7 separate regions of the Homo sapiens genome follow, and all the other regions are linked to region 1. The links are chromatin loops, found by intact Hi-C in ENCODE. Cell type or tissue: IMR-90. All regions are shown on one strand. Links, peaks and the distances in the headings refer to the core of each region. The heading gives the core; the rest is flanking DNA.

What was found. A loop is a pair of places that touch in the nucleus more often than their neighbours do. Peaks named below come from ENCODE experiments on the same cell type or tissue, not always from the same donor. Only the 100,000 strongest peaks of a DNase experiment are listed, where the experiment ranks them.
Region 2: it touches region 1 in a loop (8-fold over the local background); 56 of 110 quality-filtered maps call a loop at or near these places.
Region 3: it touches region 1 in a loop (5-fold over the local background); 21 of 110 quality-filtered maps call a loop at or near these places.
Region 4: a loop joins it to region 1, with 20 times the contacts of the local background. A loop is called at or near these places in 32 of 110 quality-filtered maps.
Region 5: it touches region 1 in a loop (2.4-fold over the local background); 5 of 110 quality-filtered maps call a loop at or near these places.
Region 6: it touches region 1 in a loop (5-fold over the local background); 4 of 110 quality-filtered maps call a loop at or near these places.
Region 7: it touches region 1 in a loop (2.8-fold over the local background); 7 of 110 quality-filtered maps call a loop at or near these places.

The regions. Positions count from the first base shown.
Region 1 is chr6:14,209,062-14,213,554 of GRCh38, forward strand. No RefSeq gene overlaps it. Among named protein-coding and RNA genes, the nearest start is that of LINC01108, 74 kb to the right of the region's middle. RefSeq lists silencers at 774-823, 1,914-2,353 and an enhancer at 2,604-2,663. In IMR-90, for the core only: a CTCF peak has its summit at 2,243 (motif pointing right); a DNase peak (open chromatin) is centred at 2,110; H3K4me3 peaks cover 1,092 bases; H3K27ac peaks cover 848 bases.
Region 2 is chr6:15,488,823-15,493,315 of GRCh38, forward strand. The region is part of intron 6 of JARID2 (jumonji and AT-rich interaction domain containing 2); the gene reads left to right. Among named protein-coding and RNA genes, the nearest start is that of DTNBP1-AS1, 55 kb to the right of the region's middle. RefSeq lists an enhancer at 2,868-3,369. In IMR-90, for the core only: a CTCF peak has its summit at 2,749 (motif pointing left); a DNase peak (open chromatin) is centred at 2,749; H3K27ac peaks cover 177 bases.
Region 3 is chr6:15,439,510-15,444,002 of GRCh38, forward strand. All of the region lies in intron 3 of JARID2 (jumonji and AT-rich interaction domain containing 2), which reads left to right. Among named protein-coding and RNA genes, the nearest start is that of DTNBP1-AS1, 100 kb to the right of the region's middle. In IMR-90, for the core only: CTCF peaks have their summits at 1,936 (motif pointing left) and 3,713; DNase peaks (open chromatin) are centred at 1,922 and 3,762; H3K27ac peaks cover 453 bases.
Region 4 is chr6:15,388,313-15,392,805 of GRCh38, forward strand. The region is part of intron 2 of JARID2 (jumonji and AT-rich interaction domain containing 2); the gene reads left to right. Among named protein-coding and RNA genes, the nearest start is that of JARID2-AS1, 140 kb to the left of the region's middle. RefSeq lists an enhancer at 1,911-2,270. In IMR-90, for the core only: a CTCF peak has its summit at 2,198 (motif pointing left); a DNase peak (open chromatin) is centred at 2,129.
Region 5 is chr6:14,457,094-14,461,586 of GRCh38, forward strand. All of the region lies in intron 1 of LOC101928331 (a long non-coding RNA gene), which reads left to right. It also overlaps a transcript of LOC105374942 not described here. Among named protein-coding and RNA genes, the nearest start is that of LINC01108, 170 kb to the left of the region's middle. In IMR-90, for the core only: no CTCF peak of the experiment used is centred there; a DNase peak (open chromatin) is centred at 1,758; H3K27ac peaks cover 194 bases.
Region 6 is chr6:13,906,660-13,911,152 of GRCh38, forward strand. No RefSeq gene overlaps it. Among named protein-coding and RNA genes, the nearest start is that of RNF182, 16 kb to the right of the region's middle. In IMR-90, for the core only: a CTCF peak has its summit at 2,396; a DNase peak (open chromatin) is centred at 2,422; H3K27me3 peaks cover 345 bases.
Region 7 is chr6:14,663,535-14,668,027 of GRCh38, forward strand. All of the region lies in intron 1 of LOC101928354 (a long non-coding RNA gene), which reads right to left. LOC102724463 (a long non-coding RNA gene) reads left to right here. Exons shown (of 3, transcript XR_926514.4): 3 at 1,512-1,729. Among named protein-coding and RNA genes, the nearest start is that of LINC01108, 380 kb to the left of the region's middle. In IMR-90, for the core only: no CTCF peak of the experiment used is centred there; a DNase peak (open chromatin) is centred at 2,527; H3K27ac peaks cover 141 bases.

The DNA of each region.
Region 1 (4,493 bases), core at 134-4,133:
AACATATGGTGATCTTACTGCTCCATGATCAAAGAAGTCAGAGAGAATGAAGGTCCTAGAGGCAGGAGTTTGAGGGAGCCGATTAAGAGAGAATAGTCCACTAGTGTGGGGGAGGTGACTATGGAAACAGGGTGATTTATTTTCATTTCCTTTCTTCACGGTTCCATTTCATTCTGCAAATTCCCTGCTGCAATGCTGTATCCCCAGTATCTAAGCCCAGGCCTGGCAATTAGAGCACAATACATATTTGTGGATTCAGACTTTCAAATGCACGTCCTTGTGACATCCTTCAAACAGTGTACTGGTCAGGAACTCAAGAGTATGGTACATTTAAAAATCAAATACTATATCAAATTTGGAGAAGCATAACCATTAAGGTAGTGTATTTCAACACTGGTAGGTGCACAAAGCCTGCTCTCTAAAAGAAGCAAGTGGCCGGGTGCGGTGGCTCATGCCTGTAATCCCAGCACTTTGGGAGACGGAGGCGGGTAGATTACTGGAGATCCGAGTTCAAGACCAGCTTGGCCAACATGGTGAAACTTCGTCTCTACTGAAAATACAAAATTAGCCAGGCATGCTGGTGGGCACCTGTAATCCCAGCTACTCGGGAGGCTGAGGCAGGAGAAGCACTTGAACCTGGGAGGCGGAGGTTGCAGTAGGCCAAGATTGCACCATTGCACTCCAACCTGAGCAAAAAGAGCGAAACTCCATCTCAAAAAAAAGGAAGTAAGGGAAGTAAGTAACTCAGCTGGCAGGGTCTGAATCAGAGTGGATCACTTTCTCTGAGCTGCCCTGGCACAGCCCAATTGTACCTATGTCTCAGGCATGGTCCCCAGTGTCAGCAGACACACTGATCCTGGTGGAGGGAAGTGCACATCGTGCAAGGCATTCCCATAAGCCACCGGACAGGTGTTCAACTGCCCTCTGGGTAGCCTGACCCTGAATGAGTTTAAATAGAAACAAATAAAACCTAGGATCAGAAGGTTCTTATATTGTACTTAAAGTGGTTAGCATTTGTAGTAGGTTATCAAAGAATATTGTACAACATCTTTCCCTAGGGAACTTTAAGAATAGGATGGCTAGATCCTGCAGTCTGAGATATTTTTGTCTCTATAATAACACCTTAGCACGGTATCACAGCTTATAGTACGTGCCTCGAGGCCAGGCATGGATTAGATACCCTTCTGAGGCCATCTGCTCCCTGGATTTGTTTCAAAGGAATGAAACACGAGGTGGAAAGGGAGAGAGATAGAGAGCTAGAGAGAGAGGAGAGAAAGAGAGACCGATCCACGGACCCTATTAACAGGGTGAAATCTGCCTAAACTAGGAAGCCAGAGGAGTAAGACCCTGATGGAAACCACGCTTGCCTGTCGGTCCTGATTTTGCCCCAGTCCTTCAATACGCCTCTCACGGTTTGTGCTACGGTCTTCTGTGCGTTCAGGGGTGGGCTGGTTTATGTCAACATAGTGGGTTTACTGTAAAAATCATTATTGGTACTTTTGGATGTGGCTTTTCTATTTAAAATAATTAAAACCAACGAAGCTTTTTCTTTCTGACCCAATTCCTGGCTGTCCTCTGCTTTGGTGTCTTCAGGCCAACCCTGGGCTCTGGGAAGCTCTAAGGATGGAGCCTGTCTCCTCCACCTGCTACACGCAGGGCAAGAGGGCCAATGCGCACCCCGCCACGGCCAGGAGCCTCATTATTCTTTTTGTTTTAATTCCCCTGTGTGGATCCAAATGGCAGTCCCAGGCCCATGGATAAGCAACAAGTGGCTGGAGGAGGGACAAATCGGGCTCTCCGCGTCGCTCCCCGCCTGCTTCCTACCCGCGCCGCCGCCCACTGCCCCGTACAGGGGTCGCAGCCGTGGAGCGTGGGAATGGGACAGTCCCATTTTACAGCTCTCGTTCATCCCGCCTGCGGCAGGCGGCTCCTGACAGGGAAGAGCAAGCTTTCTGGACTTCCCCACCCGCGGTCCCACCGGGCCCGTGGCGCGCCCACGCCTCCTCCCGGGCCCCTTACCTCCCGCGCGCGGCGGGCGCACGCACCACCTGACTCGCGTTCTCATTGGCTGCTGCCTGTTGCTAACCCACGTGACCGGAGCCGCGCGCCCCGCCCCCGCGGGCTCCCGCTCGGCCGGCGCGTTCCTGCGGGCGTTCGCTGGCCGGCGTCGGGCTCCGAGCCGCGGGTCGCTCGCCTCGCCGGCTTCGCCCCGCCGCGCCGCTGCCGCCGATGCCCACAAGGTGGCAGTGCCGCGCTGCGTGTCCCGTCGCCCGGGTCCGCGCGAGCCGCGCCAGGCGGCCGGTGCCAGCGCAGCCTCCCGCAAAAGTTTCCCTGCTCCGGAACGGACCGGGGCATCGCACTCTCCTGGCGGGCTGGTGACAGTCCTCCCGTTCTCGGGTTGCCTCGGGGCGATTTGCACTTCACAGCCCCGCTGGCGTCTCCTGGCGTCCCGAACTTGGGGCCTGTCACTGAGGCAAGTCGATGTTTTCAGGAGTGTTTTGTTTTGTTTTGTTTTAGGATCTGTACGCTAATAATTGATCCTAAAGAGGCAGGCAGACACCCCGACAGCGACACCTCGTCTCTCTTCTGGGCGTCCGGCTGAGCTTGCCTCACTGCAGAAGCAACCGATAGCTTCCCTTTGCGCTGGTGGAAGACACAAGCCAGCAGCCCTTCGGAGGGGCCTCCCCGCACGCGCCTCTTGGGATCCTGACTTGCTTAGGAAGAGGAGGGCACGGGGAGCCTCCTGCTCTGCAGCTGTCCCCAGGATGCCCTTAATTCCCGGGACAGGAGAGATAAGCTCGTCTGACCTCAGTTGACCTCGCCGCAGGCGCCAGGCGTCCTCATTTACTGCGAGGCATTGGGGAGTCTACTTTTCTCTCTGCTCCCTGGGATTTTTTTCCTTACGTCACTTTTTTCCTTGTTGGCTTGTAGCTGGTCTGATGTCCCCTTACTGCTATCTAAACCGCCCCCCTCTACTCCCTGCTCCCACCTAGGCACGCGTTTGCCACTCTCCATTTTTCCTTTAAAGAAAACGTTCTGAGAGCCCTTTGAACCCAGCTGACCCTGGGAAAGGGCAGGTCCGTGGATGTGAAGGCAAGTCCAGCAACTGGGGCTGCACTTACCTACATGTGAAAAGGAAAGAGAAACACACCTTGCCTGCCCATTGTCTACACCACGAAGCCCGGATTCCATTCCCTGGTAGTCAGGCCTTTCACACTGGGCTGCCCTCCAGGTAATATCCAAAGATGCCCCCAGCCTACTCCAGCCCCTAACAGGACACTCAAAGGGACTCTGTGTTCGTGACTGCTGGAATTTCTGCTGAGACCCCAACACAGAACAATATATGGGTCAAACAACTCCCACCCCCATTCTCAAGTGAGGTATAGACCCTCTCTGGGGTGTTGTTAAGGGACCGACACCAGCCTCGCCTTGGGGTGATACGATAGGAGGCTAAGGATGCAGGAGAGGCCAGCAGTGGGTCTTTCTTTTTAGAGAGGTGTCTATATGTTTTGCTTCTCCACCTACCTCAAGATAAATGACTTGGGCTCCAGAGAACTCCCTGAAGAGCTTTAGGTGTCTCCTGGAGTTTGGGAGGTGTAAGGACAGATGCAACCTGCAAAGCAGACGGCTGTTTGCAGTGGCGAGAGAAGGAGGTATTTGGAGCCACCTCTTCTTCCAAGAGCCAGTGAGTTATACATGCACTAAGTCTCCCTAGAGGCAGGGTGGACCCACATCCCCCCACAGGGGCGAGGTGAGCAGCACATGCCAGGACCTGAGGGTGACGAGTGAGTGCCAGCTAACAGGGGCTACCCATGTCCCAGAGCTGCAGCTGGTGAACTGGCAACAACAGGGGAAGAGGATTGAGAAAACCCAGAAAAGCATCCGCAGAAGAGCCAGCATGTGCACATCTGCCACTCCCAAGGGCACCAACCCCAAATGCAGCTGAATCCTCCTTGAAGAGCTTTGTTCTTTGGGCCCTGAGAAACCTGCTATGGCCTGAATGTTGATGTCCCCCCAGAATTTGTTTGTGAACGCTAATACCCAATATGACAGTATTAAGAGGTGGGACTTCTGGAAAGCGATGAAGTCATGAAGGTGGAGCCCTCATGAATGAGATTAGTGCTTTTATAAAAGAGATCGAAGGAAGCTGCCTTGCCTCTTCCACCATGAGAGAACCTGTGGAAGGTGCCATCTGTGAAGAACAGGCCCTCCTCAGACACTGAATCTGCTAGCACCTTGACCTTGGACTTTCCAGCCTCCAGAATCACCCAGTGATTGGAGAAGGTGGGGGATCCAGGAAGCAGGAACAAACACTGACTGGGTCCCCGTCCCAGCCACATGCTTCCAGACCTAAGCCAGCCTCCAGGTGTTGGAAGGAGGAGAGAAGTACTGATTTGAATGAGGTGGTCACGTTTCTCAGTTTGATTGGACTATATTTTGTAATAGTTGAAAAATGAGACAGTTTATGAGATTAACCAGGAAAGCCGGTCAAT
Region 2 (4,493 bases), core at 439-4,438, 1.3 Mb after region 1:
CACTGGCCACTGTTGGCCAAAACAGACCTCAGTTTTCCCAGAGACAACAGCCACGGTGTGGAATTGGGCCACACCATGTGCTCACCTGGCGTCTCTTAACCATTGGGCCCCGGATTGTCAGCACTGGAGGCACAAAGCCCAGGGAGGCACCGAGCTTTGGTCCTGGGTCTGTGATTCTTCACTCCCCCGCTGTTCCCAATGCTGTTGGTCTGATGGAGAATTGTACAGAACTCTCCAATGTGTAAGGTTTTTGCTCATGAAAGAGAACAGAATTAGAAGCAACCCAGGGAGAAAGACAGAAAGACAGTGATTACACCATGTGACTGCATCCTGTCTCCTTTCCCAGAATCCTAGAGTAGGGTTAAGTTGTTTTTGTTTATCTTCTATTCATCCCACTATGCTTTTTTGAGTTTTTTTAGTTTACTTGTGGTAAAATTCTCATGGGCCACATCAGAACTGGAGGCCATATCCAGGTGAGCTTCCAGATCTTGCCTTTCTGCCCTGAGAACCCATCCTTGGGATGGCGAGGCAGGAATGAAGGGTGGCAGAGGACCTGAGTCATGTACATGTGACTGTTCATGTTCTCATGCACGGACAGACACGGGTGCGCACATCCTCTTGCACGGTCACGAATAGGGATGCGTGGGATACGCCTGTCATCTCAGCTGGTCAGAGCTCACTCTCAGCACTTGGCCTTCATTCAGTTCAAGGTTTTCATTTGTAAGGGGATGAGAGGAATTAGTACAGTTGGACAGAGGAAAGAGCTGAGGAGGAACAGAAAGTACTGCCTTAGCCTGGGATGGCCCTGCCTGCCCCCATGCTCCATGGCGTGTTCGTGTGACCTGTTCCCTGTGCAGGATCTTAGGTGCAGGAAAGAGGTCCTGGGGTGCCCCTCACACAGCCGGCCTCTGTCCTCTGAGTTAGTGCAGGAGTTTCAGCTGCTTCCGGGGCTCAGGGTAGAGTCCTTGCAGGGAGCGCCATGTGCTCATGCAGGGCATCCTGCAGGTGTTGACGGGGATCCTCTCCTGTCACCCTTTCCCCACTTTCTCCCTCTTCCCTCTCCTCCTCCTTCCCTGTTCCAGTCTAACCAGCCCAGATGGGTTGACCCATGGCTCCAGATTCTAATTTGGCTCTGACTCTGACCTTCAATGAGACTTGAGATGTGATATTTAACCTTCCTGGGCCCTATTATTCCTTTGGAGCCAGTCTGGCCAACTCCTTATACCAGGGACATTGTGAGAAATAAAAGGAAAATTTTCAAACCCTCAGATCCTATTAGTTAAGTACTCTGAAAATAAGGTCAGTAAAAGCAAATTGTAGATTCCCTTGTGACTGCTTGATACAAGTGATTAGACTGTGACCTTTCATCTTTTCAACTGCATGAAAGATATGGGCCCAGAGGATACTCTGATCTTTCATTTCAAATATGATATGTGGATTTTTTTTTGTTATTGTTCAGCTTAAAAGCATAAATGTGACTGTATTGAAATGTGGAGGAATGTAATTTTTAGGGGGTGCTGCCGAGAAGTGCCTTTGCTCTGCTTGCTATAATGAACTGTGTGGGTGCATGCACCTGTCTTCCAAGTCTAAAACCACTTCCCCTCGTGCGAACTGGGCAATGCCATTTGATAGTGTGTGCGATTTATGGAGTCCCTAGAACCCGAGAGTTAGAACACACCAGTGCGTACTTCACCTAAGCCTTTTTCTTGGTGAGAGGGCTCTGGCCCCGGCCGTTTACTCTCGATTATACCAAATGAGCTGTCTTTGTCATGGAATGCACATGCCTGTATAACATTGCATTGTCATGGGGCTGGGAGTGCCCCTGGGTAATAATTTGGTTGTATGGTAAGGGTCTCACCAAGGAGCAAATGGTGTTTTTCTGTTGCTTTCCTGCAGTAGTACTTCTGCTTACATGCAGTGACAGAAAGTAACAAGTTTAGGATAGTCCAACAGACGAGCTTTATTTCTAGCAAGGGTTTTGAAGTATTAGTTTTCCAAGAGAGTCATGAGCAGGTTTTGTACTTGTGTAGAAATTTGTGTGGTTTGTAAGCCAGGATATTGAACCAGATGTGGCCACATGTGATTCTCATTTCTTACGCTGAGGCTGAGTGTGAGAAGAAAATGATCAACTGGCTAATCCCACTGGTTTTGCAGGACCTTCCATTGAGCTATAGGCTACTGTCACTGAAGAGGTTTTCATATGAAAATGTACAAGCCTTGCAGAAAAATCCTGCCCTAGTAAGATTCAGAGAGGGCCAAGGAATTGAGAATATTCTTTTAAAGTTCTGGAAAATACGGCTATTGAGAAGGAAACATAGAAAATCATATTAGTTTTTAAAAAAGTTAAAGGTTTTCTTCTCATGACATTATTTTGTCATTTGAATTGCACTTGCTGGTGGTGGGGTATTTGTGACTCAGTTACATTGCCTTCAGTGGGAGGAGAGGTTATAGGTACATCTAGATTGCCCAGTGGAACCCAGGCATCTCTTTTAGAGCACATTTGCCTTGGCCTTGGCCTTGGCTAGGAGGCTCCTGCCCATCTGCTGCTGCGGTCAGTGTTTGAGCAGGCTGCTCCTCCCCTTCCATAACTCACTGTCTGTCCAGTGCATTTCGCTTCTGTTTAGGCTCTTTGTTTTTGATTCAAGTTTTAAAGTGCAAATGGACTACCCCCAGCCACCAACTGTTTCTCTCTCTGGGCCTCTGGTTCTGTTTTGAAAGGCTGGCAGAGGCCTCGGCTCAACGGCTCCCTCTCGTGGAGAAGAAGAACTTGCCAGTGAATCTGAGGTTGAACTGAGGACAGCGTCATAATCTTGAACGACTAAAACATTTTTGCTTAGTTAACCAAAAACATCAGAGTCATTTCTCATCTTCTGCTCTGCCTTGGAAGTGCATGTTTCTCCTTTTCATCTGTCATCATACTGAGTTGATTTAAATATTGTGTGTGTCGGTGGTGGGGTGGAGAAAAACCCATAAGGATGGAGGGGAGAGATTTTATATTCTTAAAGCAAGCACACAGAGTGTGGATTGGGTACAGTTTTTAAGATGGAATTTCTGTTATTAAGAACAAAGTCAGGTAGGAACGTTTGATGTCCTGGACTTTCATATCTCTCACCTTATATCCCTTCTGCAAGAAGAATGAGGTATTGTTGCCAGTACTCATCTGGCCGAACGTAACTTGAAAATGCTCTCAACCTTGCCTGTTAAATTGAAACCATTCTCTTATGACTAGGAGGGATTGCTTTAATATCTCATGGCCGTGTGCCTGGGATCACCTGAGATACAGGTGACGGATGGCTGTGGGCCAAGGAGCACACGCTGCAGACACCTCACTTTCTGCAGAGCTGGGTTGGGGGCTGGGGGCAATGGGCTGAGAAGCCAGAAATCCACAACAGAGCTGAGAGAAGGAGTAACTTCAAGCACTTATGTATAAAGCTGCTCAGCTGAAATGTATTGTCATTCAATGGAGGGTCCTGCTGTAGCCCACGTCGGCGCTAATTCTTCAGTGAGTTCAGATGACTTCCTGTGTGTGCTCTTCTGTGGAATCCCTCAGGACGTGCAGCGGTGGCCTTCCTTGTAGTGCACTGGCTGCATAACTGGGGCTGTGTGGTTTTAATTGATACAGAGGTGGGTTGAGGGAGACCTTCGGTAACAAGGTAAGACAATGCCTTCCTCCATTCTTCTGTTTCCTTTTGTACTGATTAAGTGTTGGCTCCTTATAGACAAGTCCAGGCCAGGAAAAGGGGTGTCCTTTTGTTAGATTGGTGGGTCCCAGGTTTCCCCACAATGGTGGTGCTGGCTGGGTTGTTGGTTCTGTTTTATTTCTCCCTTTTAGGACACATGGAGCAGCTTAAGGGGCTTCCTATGTTAGCTTTTCAGCTCCCCTGTGGCCTCTCGTGGTGGGCATAGAACACGGACCCTCTGGGTTTCGAGGAGGAAGATGGCCAGTGACACTTGCCTTTTTCAGTCTTCGTAATTGTTTGAACTTCGCTGGTCTGTGTTGTGGGTGAGATCCATCTAGTCTTTGAGCTTGTTATATGGGCATGCGTGTGTGATATCTGGGTGGATACTGTTGAAGATAACTCCTATAATAAGAAGGAAAATATTGCAACTCATTTCTCTCATAAAGCAAGTTATTTGAATGTATACCTTGCCAATAATTCAGTATTTAGGTTTTCAGAAAGATGTAAACAAGGTGTTCCTTTTGCCATTGAAGATAGTGATATATAGAATTCAGCTGTGTTGAAAATTTACTTCCCTGTAGCATTGCTAGCCATGAACTCAGGTGCCCCCGAGAAGCCAGAATGGATGGAACCAAAGGCCTTACACTCTTATTTGAGATAGAATATGAGAGACATAGCACTCTGGTATTTGGACAGCGGTGTTAGGGAAGGGTAGGGTCCACGGATTTGTGGGAACACTGAGACATCTGAGGCTTTTAAACACTGATTCCCTTTCTTGATCCTCACCAATTAGCACAGAATCTAGAGGGAAGG
Region 3 (4,493 bases), core at 428-4,427, 1.2 Mb after region 1:
CTGCACTGAAGGAGGCTGACCTTGTGGCTTTATCATTTCCTGTCTACAGACAAGGAAAATGGGCTTAAGCAGGAGGGATTAATGAAGGACTTAATTGAACAGGAAGTCTTTGTCTTTTAGCCCTTCAGAATTACACACAGCTTGGGTGTTTTTATCTTGAGTCCTGTTTAAGAGATTGGACTTCTTTTCTCAGGATGTTTCCGGAAACTGAGTGGGGATCAGAAATTGTCATGGAGTTAAAATGCTAAAGAAGAGGGGTAACAAGCCAGCTTCATTGGATGAGGAGAAGGGCTTGTTTTGATTTCCTCATTCTTCCCAGTCTCACCCCTGGGAGTTTCTGCTACTGGCTTGGCTCAAAGCCTTAAAAACCCATAGAGTACTTTTATAATGTCACAGCAAATGCAAGCATGTTGTCTCTGGAAAGGAACTCTGAGGCACATGTGTTAAACCAGCAATGCTGTACCTTTAGCAGAGTGTTGTTGGTTCCGTGCCTGAAACACAGATAACATACTTGACATCAAGACCCCTTGTGAATCAGAGAGAATGACTTTACCTTCTTGGAAACGTTTTGACTTGAGATGTAGTCAGAAGATATTCTCGTCCGACCCTTTGAGGGTTCATTTAAGCCGTACGCAATTAGATGAACATGTATGTCCTGCAGATACTCACTGCTCATCTGTTGTCCACTGCCGCTGTCTACATATGTGACCTCTTTCAATTTAGTGCACATTCTTGACATCAGGTGGATTCACAGCTTGCAACAGCGGACTGGTCCTTGGCTGATAAAAACTGGGAGGACTTTCATGTTGTACTGAGGCGAGGTGTCTGAGGTCATGGAATGGTTATTAAGATTGTAATCGAGGTAGAATATTGTGAGTTGGAAGGTTTGGGCTGACCCCTTTGCATCCTGCCTCCCAGCCCCTCAGGTCCCTCCCTTTGGTTTGATTCAGTGATGCCATTTGGTTTCTGTTTTGTGGCCTGAAATATGGTACCATGTGCAGTGTTGAATGTTGGGAAAAATTTAAGGCTGCTTAAGGGATATTCTGGGTATTGTTAGAAAGGAAGTTGATTTGCTCACCTTGCCCTGTTGCCCACTTTCCATTGGCACAGTTTCTTTGGGTTGTATTTAAATTTTTATTCCACTAATGTGTCTTCTAGAACTGTTACTACAGCCAGTGACATAGATGCTCAGACACTGTGTCTGTAATAGCTCCGGTTTTTAAGTGGGAGAATGTGCCGTTGTTTCAGCATCAGAGAGCTCAAACAGTCAGAAGGTGGAGGAGAATTAGTTTTCCTAAAGTTCATTAGCTATTAGCAGATTTTTTAAATTATGATTGTGTTTCCTTATCTTAGGCATTTTTAACAAATGTTGTCAGAGACAATGTGTCAGTTATAGTGAATCCTTTTCTTACAGAGCAGACTTCACTCCGCATTTTTGTTGGTGATAGTTTAAGTAATGCCCCATACTTTGAAAATCACAAATGATTAAGGTCCAGGCAACTAAATAAATTTCTGTCAGAGCCCCAAAATGTGGGTTTTCTGATACTTATCAAAAAAGGCTAGATGTTGTGGGTTTTCTGATACTCAGAAAATGTGATAATCAGAAAATGTAGGTTTTCTGATACTCACCAAAAAAGGCTAGATGCTGTGTGTTTTATCTCTAGCCATGTTTCTTGGGATCTAAAATAGCTGGATTGTATATTCCTAGATGTTTTCCATACAAGAACTTTGGGGTGTAATGAGTTGGAGGGGTGAGATGGTATTACTAATAGCGTTGATAGACCTACTTTCTGTAAATAGTGGCTGGGTTCTTAACTGGCACCAGATTTTAGTGCAGGTCCTAAAAATTGGCTAATACTAGTGCTTGTCATAATTTAGCATTCCTTTTTTTCCCCTTAGGGGTGATCCCACAGCTGGAGTGTAAAGACTCGCTATTGCCATCTATTGGTGCATGCTGGCTACTTCATAAGATTTGCAGTGGGTGGGGAAATTGCCTGGGATCCCTTTTCTATTTGTTACCCTTTAAATGAAGAAAATTTCTGTTAGTGAACTTACTGCATGAGAGGGAGGACATGTAAGATGCCAGAGCCCACTCTGGTCCTTCTGGGACTTAGAGGACACTCTGAGTGCCGCCTTTGTGCTTTGGTCTGTCGTGTGCTGAATGGATGGTTAGGACCTCACCTACCGCACAACTCCATCTGGTATGATATTTCTGGTGGGAAGTTTCTGCAGCTATCTTAGAAGCATTCCACTGGATTTTCTTTATTTATTTATTTTTATTTTATTTTATTTTATTTTTGAGATGGAGTTTTGCTCTTGTTGCCCAGCCTGGAGTGCAATGGCACGGTCTCGGCTCACTGCAACCTCCACCTCCTGGGTTCAAGTGATTCTCCTGCCTCAGCCTCCTGAGTATCTGGGATTACAGGCGCCTGCTACCACGCCCAGCTAATTTTTATATTTTTAGTAGAGACCATGTTAGTCAGGCTGGTCTCAAACTCCTGACCTCAGGTGATCCCCCACGCCTGGCCTGGATTTTTATTTTTTAATAAGCTGTATAGCATTGTAGAATACAATTTCTTCTTATATTTCTCTTGCATTTTGAAAAAAAAAAAAGGAAGTAAAACAGGATTCTCGCCTCACAGGGTCATTCCCTTTGCCTTTCCAAACATGCCCATTGCCAGGAGAGTTCTGGCAATTTGCAGTTGGGTGTTGAGTAATCTAAAATTGAGAGACTGCTAGGGTTTTTGTTGAAATGATATTTTAAAAACTAAATAGGGAATCCCATCGAGAGATAGTAGAAAGGCAAATTAACATTTTAACTCGCTCTTCTAGGCTTTTAAAACTGAATGTACTTAGATAATTTGTTCACTCCTTGTAACTACAACAGCCTATTAGAAATTATTTTGGCCAGATCCTGGCTGGATTCTGTAGCTACTTGCATGTGTTACTCTGACTCTTACTGTCTTTATGTAGTCCCTTCTGCCTTAAGATCTATCTGCTTTTTGCTTGAGACTGTCCTGAGACCAGCAGTCTTTGACGAGAAGAGTATTTGTGGCTCTTCCCTCCTGGGCTTGGAGTTGTATCCCTCATAACAACGGGGTTATGCCGTGTGGGGATGGCGGCGCAGACAGCCTTCCATAGGTGGTAAACTATAACTGTGTCATTTGTGACTGACAGAACAAAAGGGCTTTGTTGCCACTTTAATTGTTGATTAATGATGATCCCTCTCAAATTTGACACGGTTGCTTTCTAGAACACAAAAGAAGTCAATGTCAGATGTTTCCTTGATCATGACAGTCATGATTTTCAGGCAGTCTTGGTTCTCTGACATTTCAGGATGCCATAGAAGATTTCAAGAAACATAATTGAATAATTTTATTAATTGAATAAAAAACTGTACTGCATATTACTTTTCATACTGTTTGTGCAGGATGTCACCAGCTACCTGAGATTTATATGCACCAAGTCATGTTTTATTTGGGAAAAAGTTCATATCTTGTAGATATTTAGTGCTATTATCTTCGATTTTTTAATTTTTTTCCTCCTCTTTCCTACCCCCCTAATCCTTCCCTGGAATTAAAAAAAAAAAAGATTCACCTTTCTCTCTGATGCCTGTTTTCCACTTTAGTATTCCAAGGGAGTGAAGTGTCTGCGAGCAAGAATGGTGTCTTCCTGATGTGGTGGTGATGTTTGGATTTGCAAGGCTTGCCTTGTCCTTGGGCTGGCTTCTTCATGGATAGAGCTGATGAATATATTTTTAAGTAGTTATGTCAGCGTTCCTAAGGGTGACTCACAGTTCTGAAGTAAGTTAACGTGTTGCCTAAATGAGTTACTCCTCATTGGAAGGGCTAAGTGGAAGGAAATGCAGATTACAGATTGTATTGCTACTATTTAATCTTTAAGGGAGTAGGGGAGTGGATTTTTGGAATTGTGATATCTTTCTAAAATATATATGAATGAATTTTTCACCTTCCCCTCCACCTTCTAAAGTGCTAGGTGGTAGTACTAGCACTTTAAAAGTCAGTATATTTTGCTGTTTTACTGGCAGTTAGAAAGTTGGCGCTAGAAATCTTTAGCAATACTGACAGTTTGGAGATTTAGATTTTACTTCTCCAAAATAATCAGGACTTTTCATCTACTCTTACGAAATGATAGATCCAAAAGATTTATTACAGAAATTACTACATTCAGGTACCACTTGTTTTTTTAAGAGGAGGTCAAAGATCACAGAAGCTTGGAGCTAGAGAGAGCCTTAGCTTCCCTTTTTAAAATAGTCCTTAAAAAAACCACCTAAGAAAAAAAGACCCAGCTTGCCCTAGGTGACAAGTTAGGTGAACTAAACTCAGGTTTTGTGACACCACTACTCTTTTGCTTGTACCACTGACCAAGCAAAACATCATAATGTTTCATCTTGAGGGGAATTCAACTAACAAAAGATTTCTTTACGCAAATTCCGGCTATGGCAAATGTTTATTCTAAATAGCTTCCTATGT
Region 4 (4,493 bases), core at 448-4,447, 1.2 Mb after region 1:
AAAAGCCAGAAGAGTGATTACTAGATATGCTTCTGGGAAATTACCCTACAGTTCATAAATCCCTTAATTTACAATTTGATTTTTAAGCTCACCTGCTGCCAAATCTCATCTATCCTTTTAGCTTCCTCTATAGGCTTTAAAATGTTTCTGTAGAGTCCCAGATTTAGCTTCTTCATAATTTCTTTCCCAAGGATGATAAAAACAGTACAAGTCTATCGTTCAAGGAGGTGTGGGGATGAGGAGAGAAACATGAGCTATTTTATAATATATTATAAAATATATATATATAATTTTTCTACAACAAACTATAATATAAAATATATAAATATTTTATAATATTTTATATTCGCCAGTGACATCCCATTCTTGATTATAAACCGGCAAGGCCAAACCTGTACCCTGCCATTGACATCCAAGGAGAGCTGTCTCTTGTGTTTCATGGTAACTTATGCCCCGCATGCTTTCAGACCCCGTAGCTTCTCTCCCTGACCTGTTACTAGTGTTCTTGCTTCATTTATGCTTTGGAGCTAATGGCTGGTTCAGCTCTTTCTGTGTATACACAGAAAGGTTGTCTTCCTGTGTGATCTGCCCTGCCCTTGTCATCTGGGTAATCCTTAACTGAGTCCCTGTTTTCTTTCTGCAGTTAGGTGGGTGCCTGTTCATGCTTGGTACTGCCATCTTGGTGACGGGGAAGGCCACGTGTGGAGGCTCCCAGGCTAGCTTCTGGTGGTCTCTGAAGTGGTAGTCTGCTTTTAGCTTTCCATGGCTCTCAAAGTTATGCTGCCATGTGTTACATGAAGGCAGTCCAAGGTCTCCATTTTGCAATCATTTAACTGTCTTTTATATTTAATCAATTTATTTAACTGTTTGTTTTTATTTTTTCTGTTGCCCAGGCTGTAGTGCAGTGACACGATCTCAGCTCACTGCAGCTTGCGTGCACCGCCCCCAGCAACCCTCCCACCTCAGCCGCCTGAGTGGATGGGACTATAGGCACGTGTCACCGCCTGGATGATTTTTAAATGTTTTGGTAGAGATGGGGTGTCACTGTATTGCCCAGGCTGGAACACTGTTATTTTTGATAGTCTGCTTCCATCCCATGTGATTGGGGTTTTCACCAAGGGACCCATGCTTTTGAATGCTTATTTGAAAAATAGCATCTTGCCTCCTTTGAGAGTGAATTTAGAAGAATGCATCTAGAGTGATCTGTTCCCTAGGGGCTCCCCCAGCAGTGTACCCTCCATGAGATGACTTTGTTCCTAGTGTCATTTGAAAGGGCCTTCCAGTTTGCTCAGTTGGAAAGTGTTACAGAGTTTTAAAGGGTGAGCTGGAAGGCTCTCAGCTGGCACTTTCTGAATCCCTCTGAGGAAAATGTTGGCAAACTCTTCACTCTGCCTGAACTCTTTTTATAAATGGAGAAGCCAGGAGTTGGGAAACTACCACACAAAGTGAGGTCGAACCCTCTGTGGAAACGTGTCATTATCCTAGCTAAGACAGTGGACTATTTTATGGTAATATGATGGTATGGACCCCCTCCCACCCTTTGATGTTTTGATGTTTCAGAGAGCCCTTCAGTTCATCTTCCTGCTACCAAAAATAGAAGTGTGTAGTGCAGCAATTTACAGTGTATTTCTATTTTTAACTGGAGAGACTTTTTTCCTAGAGATGCACATGGCTTTTAGTTTCCTTCTTTGACAACTTAAATGAGGAGGGCGGTGCTTGAGTGCTTTATTCAACAGGTGTCCCACCTTCTAAGGAAAGTCCACTTTTTTCACCCCCTGCCTCCTGCCCTTCCCTGTTTCAGAGAACAAGTTTCCACAGTAAGGAGGAGGAACTTGCCTTTGATTTATTCTCATATTTGTTGTCATCTGTCCACTTGCATTTCAGTCTGATGAGAAACCCAATGTGAGTGCGCCATGGAGCTCGAGAGGTTTCCATGCTCCTGAGCTGTCTGACTGCAGAGCCTATAGCCACTTCTGCCTAGTCCCCAGAGAAGCCTAGATATGGAGAAGAACCCAACAGTGCTTGTTGGTGTGGGGTTCTCTATCCGTTCATCGCCGCACTGCCGCACACTCAGGTCAAGCAGGGACGTCCTTCTTAGCTCTGTCCACGTTGTGCAGCCCATGCTTGGTGCTTCTAGCCTTCTGGGGTCTCCCTTTATGGACGAATTCCAAGGGAATAGGTTAAGATTGCCATCAAGTGGCTGTTCTTGGTAGTGGATGTTGACATCCCTGCTGGCCGATTTCTTAGCCCCTCTGTGAGAAACTCTGTGCAAGGGATTGCCTGTCCTTTTGTGGGGGTAGGCAGTTGTTGACAGAGCTCAGGTCATCTCTGGGAACGCAAGCTGGGCCTTCTCATGTGTGCTCTGTAAAACTGAAGGAAGACTGGGTTGTCCTTGGATCCATGAATACAGACCATCAGAGATTTCCTGGAGAGAATGGCTGGGCATCTACCCTCCTGCCAGCTCAGGTCCAGTAGGCCGCAGTCCTCCAGCTCTGCTAGTGGAAATTGTTGAAGGATCACACTGTCATCCCTGTAAGTATGTCCCAGGGTCCCACCAAGGGTTCAGAAAACCGACAAACTTGATACCACCATCTGTTTGGTTTGTTGTTTTCCGTCTCAGAAAATGGGATACTAATTTTTTTTCCTCAGAGGTGGTATTCTTACGATGAATGCAGTTGATTTATTTCAGGTTCTTAGTGCCTGGAAGAATGTAAACATTTAAAAGGGCGATCATTATTGAGGTTGTAGATATACAGTACCCCGTGACTTCCTATTTGTGCTGTAGCTTTGTCATGAAGCAGGACACCTAAGGGACGGTTTTCAAGTTGGTTTGCCCCCTTCTAGGTTCTGAATGCCAATGTCTTGTAATCAGGCCTCACCCTAGGGCTTGGCGAGCTGAGACTGCTGCGGCCCTGACAAGCATGGAAGGAAGGATTGCCTCTCTAGTTTTCCCCAGCAAGGCATCCTCAGTGGTGTTGGTGAAAGCTGCCCTGTAGGCGTAGTCGGTGTTAGGTTTGTATAGGAGGGGTACCCCACAGACTATTGGGTTCTGAAGTCTCTGAGGAGCCCTAGCAGAGAGTTTCAGAGCCAGCATGTGGCATGTAATGGAGGCTAGATCTGTGCCAGCTGGGTCAGTGGGGAGGCCTGAGACAGACAGAGGGGAGAAAGTGACTGTGGGAGAGCATCCGATGGGAACAAGCTCTAAGTTAGGGTCAACAAAAGAAAATTCTTAAGGCCTATCTATTTTAGGCAGCTTTTTAGAAATGATAAAGGCTGTGTTATGCAACCATTCACTTTGCAATCTGTCAAATCATATTAAACCAGAATTCCTGGACTGTAGCCATCTCAAGCAATATTGAATGCATCAAAAATTTGATATGTTGGAATGGGCACTGACATTGGATCGTAATTCTTGTTCTACCAGTAACTGGGTGTCTAGGAGCAAGGCATGCCTTCACTGGCATCCTCCTTATGTAAAACAAAACACTAGATCTCTTTGTCTCATTTGGTTTTGTTTCAGTGGTGAGTGGCTTTGGGGTGTTGAAGGCATGCTCCTGCTCTCCCACTTTGGTGGCTCTATCATGCTTTTGGGTCAGGGAAGCATTTGGATGCTTTTGCAGAATGTGGAGGGAAGCGAATGAGAAGTATTCTGGAGGAAATGTGCCCTTCATGGCTACTGACCCTGTCCTTTGGTGTGTGAAGGCACCAGTGCAGTGATCCCAGAGTGGTGTGTGTGTGTGTGTGTGTGTGTGTGTGTGTGTGTGTGCGTGTCTGGAGGTGGCAAAATGTGAGTCCAACTTGGCCTAGGTTTTAGTGCCACTTTGTCCAGAGTATTAGTTGATGATTGCTGTCCTTCCTTTACTGTCAAGCCACGTTAAGGTGGCCTAAAACCATTTCTAATAAAAATCACCCTTTGGGATATTCGTTTGTATACGAAGTTTTCCTTACAGTTTTTAGTTTTCTGAATAAGCCTGGGGCTCTTTAACAGTTCCAATCTCTATTTCCCCTTCTCCCCTCCCCTACAAGCTAGACTGATTACCACCTCGAGCCATCTGCTGCTAAATTTAAGGTGATTTGTCAGCCTGCTGCTGCATTTGCCCCCTGAAAAGGATTCACCTTCTGTCCGACTTGCCCTGTTTATGGGGGAGGTGGTGAGGAGGGGGTTCTAAGCTTGTAACAGGGGACGACAGAGGGATGAGGGACTGCTGCAGACATGTTGGTCAGCATGGTCAGCAGTATAGGTCATTGCTACCCATTAGAACTGTGTGTGATGTTGGAAACGTTCTGTGTCTGTGCTGTCCTATATAGTAGCCACTAGCTACCTGTGATGCTTGAACTTTTGGAGCTTTGCTGTTGTGATTAAGAGACTTTTTTTTTTTTTTTTTTTGAGTCAGGGTTTCGCTTTGTTGCCCAGGCTGCTGGAGTGTAGTGGTGCGGTCTTCGCTCATTGTAACCTCCACCTCCCAGGTTCAAGTAATTCTCATGCCTCATCC
Region 5 (4,493 bases), core at 68-4,067, 250 kb after region 1:
TCTCTATGCCTTGGCTCCTCATTTATAAACTGGTGATATGAACAGAGCCTGTGTTCTAGGATTGCTGTGACAATTACATAGAAATGAGTCAACATGTACATAGCACACAGAACAATGCCAGGCACACAGCAAGTGCTATTTATGTTCTTCTTTCTTCCTCCTCCTCCTCTTCCTCCTCCTCTTCTTACTTTATGCCATTCTGATAAACACTATTTTATTTATTTTATAATTTAGGAACTGATTCTAAACTACATTAAGTAATTTGTTTAAGGTCGAGCATCTAGTGAGTGTTGGGCACTGTGTTGGAGCTTCAGTCTGTCTGACTTCAAGGCCTGTGCTCCTTTCAAGGTGAGGTGTTTGACACATCCCCTGCTTGCCATCCTGGTGGCATTCTCTCAACCACCAAAGCTTATGAAAACATGCCACTCAGGTTAGCTTCCACCGGACACTGACAGAGGAGCAATTATACCTCCGCCAAAGAAAATTCTCAATGCCAATAAGGGTTCTGGCTACTGTGGTATACTTAGAGGAAATGAATTTAGGAAGTTTTAATTAAGATTTCAAGGATGAGAAGAGGAAAATATGAAGGAGACGGAATAAATATTCTTCTACTTTGATTGGGAGGGTCAAAATTCGCTTTCGCTGTCTTATGAAGGTTGAAGTTCTAGGATTCAGGAATAGGATTCTTTGCTATTGGGTATTAAAAAGCAATAGAGCTCCAAATATATGCAATCAATCCATCCCATCTTTAGGGAAACCTAAATCTAAGCCACCTAGTATAGAGAGCCACTTGTCCTGTGAGTAAAGACTTTTACAAGATTTAACAGAGAATAGGAGCAGGAAAGAGACCAACGTAAGGCAGTTGCTAGAACAACAGAATTGCTTTACAGTTCTGACTTCACAACCTCATTTTCCTGACCTGATAGTTCTGAGACGAACTTCTCTGGGTGCATCTAGAATCTATTCCTTCTGTGAGGTGGTCACCAGGCCTGGTGACCTTTTAAGTTTAATGTATTAGAGCCAGCTGGGTCTTTGAGCCAGTGGAAGGAGACTGTGTGAACACTTGTAAGCCATGTGCCTTTGTCCAGTAGCGTTTCAGTGCTACCTAAGCATCTCTACAGCTATTGTGTCTGACCTGCTCTGGGGATTGAAACATATAGTTGGAACAGGAGGCAGTGGCTTTTTTTTTTTCTTCGATAGATTTCTAAAACCTTTAAATGAAGTACTGCATATATACAGAAAAGTACATAGAGCATAAGTATATAGTCCAGTGAGCTATCACAAAATGAATGTACCTGTGTAAGTGCCACTCAGGTTAAAGAATAGAGCATTATCAGCACCCAAGAAACCCACTGAATATTCCCTCCAATTTATCATGCTCTTCCTTCTCTCCAAAGGTTACCACTGTCCTGACTTATAACGCCATAGGTTAGTTTTATTTGCATTTGAGCCACATATAATTAGAATGATACATTCTGTATTCTTTCAGGTCTGGTGACTTTCACTTACTGTTACATTTGAAAGTTTTAGTAGATTTGCATGTAATAGGAGTTCATGTATTTTTACTGCTGAATAGTTTTCCATTCTATAAATATACTATGAGTTATTTACCCATTCAACTGTCCCTTTAATGGACATTTAGGTTGTTTAAAATTTGAGGTTATTATGAATAATGCTGCCACAAACATTCTTATACATGTCTTTTGTGTATATTTCTGTGGGAGTACATATCTGCAAGTGGAATTGCTGAGTCAGAAAGTATGCATGTAGTACTCAGCGTTAGAGGAACCTTGCCAAAGAGTTTTCCAAAGTGGAAATGTGCCAGTTTACGCTTCCACCAACAGTGTGTATGTTCAAAATCCTTGCTAACATTTGGTATTGTCAGGCTTTTAAATTATGATTGTTCCAATAGGTGTGTAGTAGCATGTCATTGTGGTTTTAATTTTTATTTTCCTGAAGACTGATAAAGTTGAGTACCTTTGGAAATGTTAATTGGCAATTTGGCTACCTTTGGTGAAGTGCCTGAACATGGCACTGGGTTATTTGTCTTCCTTATTAATTTGTAGTTTTCACTTATCCTGGACATGCGTTATATGTGTTGCAAATAATTTCTCCCACTATGTGGGTTGCCTCTTCGGTACTTTAATGGTATTTTGGGGTGAACAGAACGTCTTAAAATTAAAGGACCACAATGTATCTTTGCCTTTTTGATTAGGACATTTTGTGACTATTTAAAAATCTTCTAAGATCATAAAGATATTCTCCCATGTTAACTTCTAGAACAGGGGTTGGCAAACTATGGACTGTGATCCAAATCCATTCTGCCAACTGTTTTTGTAAATAAAGTTTTATTGGGATACAGTCATGCTCATTCATTTACACATCACCCATGACTACTTTTGTGCTACAACAGACCTTATGGCACACAAAGCCCAGAATGTTTATTCTCTGGCTCTTTACAGAAAAAGTTTGCCAAACCCTCTAGAAGATTTATTGTTTTGCCTTTCACATTTGGAATGGTATTTGTGTATAGTGTGTGATAGGGATCAAGATTTTTTTTCCATATGAATATGTAATTGAACCAGTGTCATTTATTAAGGGCTTAGCCTTTCCCCATGATTCCCTATGTCATAAATCAAATCAAGTATACATATATGTGTGGATCTGTTTCCAGATTTTCAATTCTTTTTATTGGTCCATTTTTCTATCCCATGACCAATACGACTCTGTTTTACTTGGTGCACTTTTAAAAGTGAGTCACGATATCTTCCCACTTCATTTTTCTTCAAGGTTGTCTCTGTTACTGTTAAGACTTGACATATCTGTATTAGTTTTTGAATAGGCCTGTCAATTTCCTCAAAACACCTTCCTGGGATTTAGATTGGCATTATATTGATTCTGTAGATCAATTTGGAGAGGTTTGACTTATTTACAGTGATGAGATCCTTCCAGTTCATAAAAGTGATGTATTTTTTAATTTATTTAGGTCTTCTTCAATTTCTTTCAATAATATTTAGACCTGACTTTGATATCCTGTACATATTTTGATTGGTTTATTTCTAGGTATCTTTGATGCTATGATAATTTATGTCAACACTAGCTTTTGTGTAAAAGAAAAAAACTACTAACTAGTCACCTACTGATATGGTTTAGCTCTGTGTCCCCATCCAAATCTCATGGCAAATTGTAATCCCCAATGTTGGAGGAGGGGTCTGGTGGGAGGTGATTTGATCCTGGGGGCAGATTTTCCCCCTGCTATTCTCACAACAGTGAGTTCTCACGTGATCTAGTTGTTTAGAAGGGTGTAGCACTTACCCCTTCTTATTCTTCCTCCTTCTCTGGCCATGTAAGATGCGCCTCCTTCCTCTTCATCTTCTACTGATGATTGTCAGTTTCCTGAGGCCTCCCAGCCATGCTCCCTGTGCAGCCTGCAGAATCAGGAGCCAATTAAACCTCTTTTCTTTGTAAATTACCCAGTCTCAGGTAGTTCTTTATAGCAATGTGAGAACAGACTAATACACCCAGCAAATGCCATGCTGTAGTGGAAATACTGTGGAGACCAAAACAATGTTACATGCTCTAAGAAATAAAAATTGTTGGGTGGTAAAGGGAAATGACAAGCCTGGCAGGAAAAAATCATCACACACAGCACATTTATATACACACACTCACTTAAGTGTCTGTCTCTTCCATGGGTTGAGAATGCATACTGGTATTGGCTCTTAAGACTCCATGACAGAATGGAAAGAGTGCTAGTGGAATGTCAGGACTCCTGGATCCTAAGCTTGGTTCTTCACAAACTAGTTGTGAAATTTCAGGCATAGCTCTACTTAACCTCCTTAGATCTCAGTTTTTACACCTCTAAAAAGTGAGTTGGCTCTAACATTGACTTATAAATAAGGAAAGGGAACCCTTTGGTTCCTGGTGAGTTCTGACATAGGGATGTCCTGGGCATGATTTGTATGATTTGGGGGGCGGGGTCTGCCTGCCAAGAGATTTCTTAAAGAAAAGCTATCTTCCTACTAGTTTGTGAATGCTTAGTAAATTCTTTGACAGAACAAATGTCTCTGAGAGAGGGGATCCCCTGAGGTGAATAAGCAGAGGAATAACAGATGCAAGAAGACATCACAAGGATCAGGCACAGGTGCCTTACCTGAAGTACGTTCCAGAGGTGGAGAAGGTTCAGGAAAAAGCATAGAGGCAGAAGTGCAATGAAGCTGGCAGTGTCCATGCAGGGACTTCCCTTTGAATCATGAAAGTTTCATAGAAGAGATGAATTGAGATTCTGCCTTAAAAGTCTTTAAAGAAAGAGTTACAATCAATGGACAAAAAGTGCTGCCATTTCTCTTTGTGTCTAACAGTGATGATGAGGAGTGGGTAGAGCAGCAAAGGCTGTTTGTCAAAATTCATGGTCCTCCTCACCTAGTAAAATATTCACCCTGGAATATTTCCTGATCTTTGATCCCTGATCCCTGCTGCCCAATCAGAGACTC
Region 6 (4,493 bases), core at 404-4,403, 300 kb before region 1:
GCAGTCATTCTCTGTATTAAAAACACGCATGGCGTTTTGCATCTTGTTTTTTTTTCCATTTATTGTGATATCTTTGACATCTTGTCACACTGGCATATGTAGATTTACCTCATTCTTTTTAATAGCTGTATGGTATGAACATAACACAATTTTTTTTATCCCATCTTTGATGGACAGTTGGGCTTGTTCCAAGTTTTTTCCTGTTACAGACAATACTGCAATGAGAGTTCATGTATATATGGTTTAATGAGCATTTACTGCTGTGAAAATGTGACTTTGGAAATTGTTGGCAAGATGATTCTCTCAGTGTGCTGAAACATACAATATTGAAACATCATTTAAAATTTTAAATTTGAATTGAGTCATTGTCATTAAAACCAGGTTAAAATCACAGTGATCTTTTCCTCTTATATAGGAATGAATCCTCTTGCTCCAGATGGAACATAAAGCTCCTTAAATTGAAATTCATTGCACGGGGGCTCTGATGGCCCTTAACAGATGGAAGAACAATCTCATTTGGGTGGTTATGTAATTCAGTGATTATCATGGAACCCTTCAGATACCATCAGACAGAAGGTGGACAGAGTGAGGCTCTGCGGCAAAGGCAGGTGCCATGGCTATAGATTCACTATACTTGTTTCTCTGCATTTATTTGCATCAATAAGACCAGAATCAAGATCTGAGCAGTATAACATGATCTGGTCTAATGACCAACTTTGGAATCTCAGAAATCAAACATTGGGATGCCAGTTGGAATTCAACTAGTTTCTAGTTAAACAACCTTGAGAGGGTCGTTCCATCTCTCTGAAAGCCTTATTTGTACAAGTATGCTAGACAATGCCTCTAGAAGGAGGTTATGATATTAATATTCATTCAATAGATATTAGTTGAGGATTATGTGGCAAGAACTTTTCTGGGTTCTAGAAATACAAGTGTCAATAACATAGATGAGAATCTATTTTTATTTTTCTCAAAGGTGACATTGTTACCTGCCTTAACTGAAAGTAATCAACTGATCTGCTTGGATTTAACCAACTAAGTTTAGCTTTTATGCATTGCATTTTCTTGGTAATGCAGGCTTGCACCAAGGCAGACTATTAGCCAAATCGAAAGATCCTGTTTGAGCTTATCTATTCAACAAAGTACTATTTCTCCTGCCTTATATTATGGCTAAATTTAGAACTCATCATTTCAACACACACTGAAACAAACCAACCTACCTTCCTTCCTTCCTTCCTTCCTTCCTTCCTTCCTTCCTTCCTTCCTTCCTTCCTTCCCTCCTTCCTTCCTTCCTTCCCTCCCTCCCTTCCTCCCCTCCTCCCTCCCTTCCTCATTCCCTTCCTCCCTCCCTTCCTACCTTCCTCCTGCAACAATGCCCAGAACAAGCATCAAGAGCAGCAACTGGCACATAGTAGTACAAAATAAATTTGATCGACTAGATTTCTACAAATATTTATTGTCTAAATTTCATGCAATAGAATGGCTGTGGGGTATACAAAGATAAATAAAATATAATTTCTACTTTCTAAGATCTCATACCTAGTTAAGAGATAGTTATAACAACCAGAAATATGCTGAATGTTTTAAGAATTATGTGCATAGGTCATCTACCTCCATATCTCCAAGTTAAGTTGCCATTTTCTCTTTTCATTGTTCTATTCGACCTACCCTAGACTTTTATCTACATTTGTCTAAAATTGGCACACCAGATAAATTAGGTTATCTAATTTATCTAAAATTGGCAGACCAGATAAATCAAACAACTTTGTGTGTGTGTGTGTTTTGGTGAATCAGAGATTACATTTTGTATCCTTTTCAAGAGAGTGTTTGTAGGCAGCATTGGTAAATGTTTTATACTTGTTTGCAAAGCTGGTATAAATATTTCAGGACACAATTGAGCTTTTCTCATTAAAGCCCATTTTTCTGTCTCTGTATGCAGAAGTTTCTAGCTGTGGAGAGAAAGTACTATTTAAAATAATTGTGAAGATCCTAATTCTATGGCAGCTGTGACAAATGGACCTTTTCTGCTCTATTAGGTTTTGATGAGCTTATTTTTAGTTAAAACAGTAACTTTTGTTACTAAAAAACTCTTAATTTGATCTCTATTTTCAAAATTTGCTCCCACTTAAAGTCTATACTGAGCTTGAAATCAGGATCCATTTATTTTTCAAACCAGTAGCACAATCTGCATCACAGTTCTCAGTCAGATTTGATATTTATAGTAGGGTTTCTAGATACCCTAAAGCTTCCGTCTGATATTTCTGCAAATTAGGAAAAACAGTGTGAATAAACAACAAGCTACTTTCTGTAGAGCGACATTTAAACGTAATGCAGGAATGGATGTGTGAAATTTTAATTTCCCCTTAGGTCACTTTTAATATTCTACCCATAGATGGCAGCAAGTGACCAGGCAGCTAAACCCCCAGGCCTTCTAGCCAGTCTTTATCAGGTGGATCTGTTGTAAAGCCACAAGAAAGGGAAAGCCATGGCTGAGAACAGATCCCATCTCTGGAGATTGTTTCATTCAGTCGTCTTAGATGGCTCTTCTCTTCAGATGTGGAGAACTTTGTTGTGTTTGGATTCTTCTTCTGAGGCTTAGGAGAAGTGTCCTTGTAGCACTGAAGGAATGCCTAAGGCCAATCAGAAAGGGCATGAGGCTGAGGGCTTCTCTGGACTGCTCAGTGCCTTCTGCCTTGGCTCCTTTATCTCTGAGCATGATGGAGTGGAAATTCCCCTGAAAATTCAGCCTTGCCTACGTGGTCCCTAGGAGTCTGGAGTTCCTTGCTCTTATTTTTCAACCTCTCAGCAAATTGTATTCTTGGGCAGCTCATATCTTGAATCCTGCTGTGCACCATTGGCCCCATGGGGTTGGAGGGTCAACCTGCAGGTGACTTTTAACAGGATAACCTAAGGTAGGCATAAACTGGTTGATGGGTATACATACATTTATTTTGTTCTTATTATTTCTTTAGCACCGTGTAAATACTTTATATACATCATCCTATTTGCTCCTCACAAGACCTCTACAAACTAGTTATTATGAATCTCGTTTGGCCAATGAGGAAATAAAAGTAAATTAATTTGTTTGAAGTCACAAACCCAGTGTAAACAGCTTTAGCTACTTTAAGGAGGCTGCTTCTTAGAATGTGGTAAGACTTGGATCACATTCTCAGCCAGTAGGTACAGATCACTACCATGTGCATAAGGAGTGATACACATGTTCCACAACCTTGAAGACTTTACAGTGAGAGGTTCTACACATAGAAAAAAGATAGAAAGCAGCAGAAAAATTTAAGAAAATCCAAATTATGATAATTGGAACTTCTGGAAGACACTGGAATAAAAGGGATGTCTTAGGGTTTTCAGGTTTTCATAGAAATGAAAGAAGCCAGAGTAGAAATGGAAGCTAAACAGGGGCCTGATCAAATTCAAGATGGAATATCCTACTCTTCCAGTTTCCCTTGAGTGGTGTAACATCAAGCACTTGGCTATCCTCAGCAAACTAACACAGGAACAGAAAACCAAACAACACATGTTCTCACCTATAAGTGGGAGCTGAACAATGAGAACACACGCACATAGGCAGGAGAACAACACACACTGGGGCCTGTGTGGTAGAGGGTGGGGAGAGGGAGAGCATCAGAAAAAAGAGCTGATACATGCTGGGCTTAACATTTAGGTGATGGGTTGATAGGTGCAGCAAACTACCATGGCACACATTTACCTGTGTAACAAACCTGCACATCCTGCACATGTACCCCAGAACTTAAAATAAAATAAAAAAGAAGTTGGCTAATAGCCTCACATTGTAAGGGCCAAGATATGGTGAACAGGATCCTCAAACTCTCATAGAAATCTAGGATCTGGATCTACTGTGGGTGTCTCTGACTGTATAAGGTCTCCTGAAGCATCAGGAATAGATAGTTTATAAGAATCCAAAGCTTACAAATGGCCAATAAGCACATGCAAAAATGCTCAACATCATTAGTCACTGGGGAAATGCAAATCAAAACCAAAATGAGATACTACTTCACACCAAGTAAGATGGCTAGAATCTAAAAGTCAGAAAACAAATGTTGGTAAAGATGTAGAAAATTGGAACCCTCATACACTGCTGGTGAGAATGAAAAAAAAACGCAGCCAGTTTGGAAAACAGTCTAGTGGTTCCTCAAATGATTTAACGTAGAATTACCTATGAAATTCTACTTCTAGGTTTATACCCAAAGAAAATGAAAAAGCATGTCCACACAAAAACTTGTACATGACTGTTCATAGCAGGATTACTCATAATAGCTAAAATGTGGGAACAACCCAAATGTCCATCAACTGTTGAATGGGTATATTCATACAATGTCATGAATGAAATACTGATTCACACTACAACATTTATGAACCTTGAAAACATGATGCTGAGTGAAAGAAGCCAGCCACAAGAGACCACATATTGTATCATTCCATTTATATGAAATCTCCAGAGTAGGCAAATCTGTAGA
Region 7 (4,493 bases), core at 255-4,254, 450 kb after region 1:
GTTGCAGTGAGCAGAGATCACGCCACTGGACTCCAGCCTGGGCAACAGAGCAAGACTCTGTCTCAAAAAATAATAATAATAAATTAAAAAAATAAACATAGAAAAGGTACAGTAAAAATATTGTATTATAATTTTATGGTACCACCATCATATATGCAGTCCATCATTAACTGCCACATCATTACATGGTACATGACTATATTTAATGGCTTAAAAACACAGAGATGTGCAAAATCATTTATGTCCAAGGGTTATTTGTCATAAAAACATAATGTACATAACAAAACTTGGGACAACCTAAAACACCAATACAAGGTATTGGCTAAATTTTAAAAGTGTTTTAGAGAAGCGTATTTAATAGAAGAGGAAAATGTTCACTGTTTAAGTGAATAAAACAAGATACAAAAGGCATATACAGTATGAGTTCAATTTTTTTCATCTATACAATACAGGCATAAAAATATTAAAATGATATATATTTGATAAACTGATAGGTAGATTTCATTTTCTTCTTTGTGTTATTCTGTATTTCTCTAATTTTCTGAGTTCATTTGGATGCTAAAGAATGTCTGTTTTTTTACTTAGGAAGAGAGTGGTTTTTCTGTTTGTATATTTTGGTATATTTTGGTTTGAGGTTTCGGTGGTTTTTTGTTTTGTTTTTGTCTTGAGTGATAGTACGTATATGAGATCATGTACAACTACCTACTGTTGCTCTCTTCCACTGGGATGTTTTTGATGTAATGGCTATGCATCTCGGCCTTGGGGGGCCTAGTGCAGCCTAGTGCAATGTCAAAGGGGCTGTCACCTGGTTCTTGCTGCCACCTGCCTGTGCAGGTGGCTGCTGAGGCAGCCTTTGGCCCACAGGTCCCCTGAGACATCCTTTGCCTCTGTCTGCCTTCCTGGCCCACTGGCTCTCCTGACCAGTCTAAGCACAGATGAGTGGAGGGCGGGGGGAATCGTCCTGGCCTGGCCTGTGCCACACTGGGGCTTGGGAGTTTCTGCAATGTCTGCTGAGGCCCCCCGCCCCCATCCTGGTCTGACTCTGCAGCCAGCTCCAGGAAGTAGAATGCAGGCTACTCTCTCCATAAGATCATGCTTTACCCACTGTCTTTCCTTCTTTCTTAACCCCAGGGAAACCTCATCTAGATTTGAGGATGAGGACGGGTGTAGGGAGCCAATCTCATCCTCTGACATTTCTCCCTAAGGGCGCAGTCCTTTGAAACACGTGTAAGTCAGCAAAAGGCACCCAGGCTATTTGCTTTCCCTCCTACCACATCCGTCCCCTGAGGCAACAAGCATTAGATGGCCTGGCTGCTTTGGGGGAGGGAGGGGCTGGCAAAAGGAGAATGATGGAGCTGGAAGGAGAGACAGAGTAGCCCTAGGTTAACCCTTCAAAACCATTATCCTGATGTGCAGATGTCGACAGAAAACAGCAAGCCTCTCAGTGCCAGCCTGCGTGCTGGAAGTGCACATGCATTATTAATTCACTGGGACATTTTTACCCTTTCCAGCCTGTTTCTCCAGGTTTCCCGCCTCCTTCCACCTTCTGTACAGGACACACCAGTTCCCTCAAGCCCAAAATGTGAGCAGCTGTCATTCTCTGCATAGCCAAGCTCGGCAGTCTGCCGAAAGGGACAAGCCAGTCCCGCAAAGGAATGATGTATGCCAAAAGATACTGCATTAGGATCTTCATTAACTGGAGGGCCAATAAATTTATGAAAATCATGAATCAGTTAATCCATTCCTTACGATGAATAGCTAATTAACATGAGGACAGGGCCTGACCCTTCTATTCATCTCTACTCACTCCTGAGCTTCCTGTTACAGACAGGCTCCAGGGCAGAAAACAGAACCCACATTGGCTAGCGTGTGTTCAGGTGGGTCCCCATGGGGCAAAGCCGAGGGGATGGACTAAACACAACCTTCTCTTAATGTTGGGACTTTCTCTGAGAGTGCATTCTTATTTCTAACTTTTCATTATGAAAATAGTCAAACACAAGTGTAGCAAGGTCTTACAAATTTATGGGGCCGGGTGCGGTGGCCTGTAATCCCAGCGCTTTGGGAGGCCAAGGCGGGCAGATCACCTGAGGTCGGGAGTTCAAGACCAGCCTGCCCAATATGGAGAAACCCTGTCTCTACTAAAAAAGAAAAAAATACAAAATTATCCGGGTGTGGTGGCGCATGCCTGTAATCCCAGCTACTCGGGAGGCTGAGGCAGGAAAATCGCTTGAACCTGGGAGGCGGAGGTTGCAGTGAGCAGAGATCGTGCCATTGCACTCCAGCCTGGGCAACAAGAGTGAAACTCCATCTCAGAAAAATATATATAGATATTATGTTTCATCATCCATTTTAAATATAAGTTGGACTTTCTCATACCAGAAGCATGTGAAACAGTTTCCAGTTCTCTGCCTCCTCCCAGTTCCTCAATGTGATGAATCCACGTATCTGCCTTACACAACTGCCTCCTGGCAGCCAACTTCCTATGGGACATATAGACACAGCCCACTTGACTCACCCTGACCCCGCACCCCAGGCGGACTATGCAGATATGACTCAACGACCACTTCTCAGTCATAACGTTAGCTGGTGGGACTCCTGCCTGCTTGCTCTAAATCCACCAATGACAACTCCTCAAGGGAAACCCATCTGGGTAATTCCCTGGATCCCAACAAAGGCTCTGGCCCACAAGTCCCTTCCCCAGTCTCCAACCCACTGGTCGAGCACATATGTCCCAGACAGCTCTCCTCTTCCCATTCGCCCTGAGGTTGCTGTCTTGTTCTCTCCAGGATCTGTAAATAATACACTGCTTCAGTTATTTCATGCATTTTCTTTTGCCTCCTCTGGGTCTTACCTGACTGACACACTCAAACCTAACTAACTTCTTTCCCATTCAGGGCTCTCCTAGAGCGTGGCTATCTTAGTAGGAATAAGCTAGACACAGGTCAGACGAGAGCACAAGTATAAGTGAGTTTCCTGTGAGAGGGACACCTGGTCACAGGTGGAGACACTCAGGCATGAGGCCGTCCACCAGGATAAAGAAGTACCTTGTGAAAGGCACATTGTAAACATCTACAACCAAATAACTACTCTCCAGAGAGAGACCTCCAGACCAAATTAGAAAGAAAAAAAATACAACATTGTTTAAGTCGATAATAGCACAATGAACCTGATAGACCCATCACCCACCTTCATTAATTATCAATACATGACCAATCTTAGTGCATCTGTGCACCACCTTTCTGGATCATGTTAAAGCAAATCCCAGGTATCGCATCATTTCATCTATAATTATCCAGCTATGTCTCTAAAGGAATGAGGACTTTTTAAACACATAGCCACAATACCATACTAACATCTTTAAAAAATAATTCCTCAATATCACCAAATATCCTGTCAAAGTTTACCTTTCCTCATGAATCTTAGAATTTTTTAACAATTTGTTTAAATTGGGATCCTATTGAGGTGCCACACCGTGCAATTTGTTGTTATGCCCCTTATTATAAGACTCTTTTAATTTATAGCTTGCCCCCATCATTGCTTCTTCCTTGCAATTTTTGTTCAATAAACCATGTCATTTGCCCTTAGCATTTGACACAGTCTGGATTTTGCTGATTGCATTCCTGCAGTGCTGGTTGCCTTGTGTGTGTGCATGTGTGTGCACACACGTGTGTGCCTCATATTTCTTGTCCTGTAAAATGAAATTAGATATAGAGGCTTAGTTCAGATCAGTTTTTTTTTTTTTTTTAGGGTTTTTTGGTTGTGTTTTTTTGGCAAAAACTTCAAAGGTGGTCGTATATACTCCCATCAGGAGTGACATAAAGTCTGGTTGTCCCTCGTTTTGTGATTAGCCGCCATTGGTGATGATCACCTATGGCAGTGTCTCAACCAAAGGTGATTTTACAGTCCCAGGGAACATGTGGCAATGTCTGGCGATGCTGGATGCTACCGGAATCCAGTGGGTAGAGGCCAGGGATGCTGCTGAATGTCCTGCAAAGCACAGAACAGCCCCCACCACAAAAGGATGATCTTACCCAAAATGTGACCCGTGCTAAGCTGAGAACCCCAGGGCTGGATCCATTTACTCATTTGGGGTTGCAAAATGTTATATTCTATTTCTGTCATTTACTTTTTATTTGTTAGCTGGCACACTTATATAAAGAAAAACTTCCTAATCAATTACTTGGTTTTCCTGAGGTGGAATTCATATGGTAAATGTAAGTAAGTGCTCAATTCTTTCATTTATCAGTTATCAAAATAATGAGGCAGTTTTCTAGACTCCTCCAAAGGTGACCAATGAGATTCTTTGTTTTTTTAAGAATCATTTATGAACTCATAGGTATAAAGGAATTGGATGTGTTGTAATCATTTGCAGTAATTATCTTACTGACGCCTAAATTGTCCTGTCTTTAGATAGTATGAGCTTCTTCAAATTGGTTCCTGAGTCTTTTTGGCACAGCCTATTGTGCTTTAAAAGCCTGCTTGCATTTTGGGAT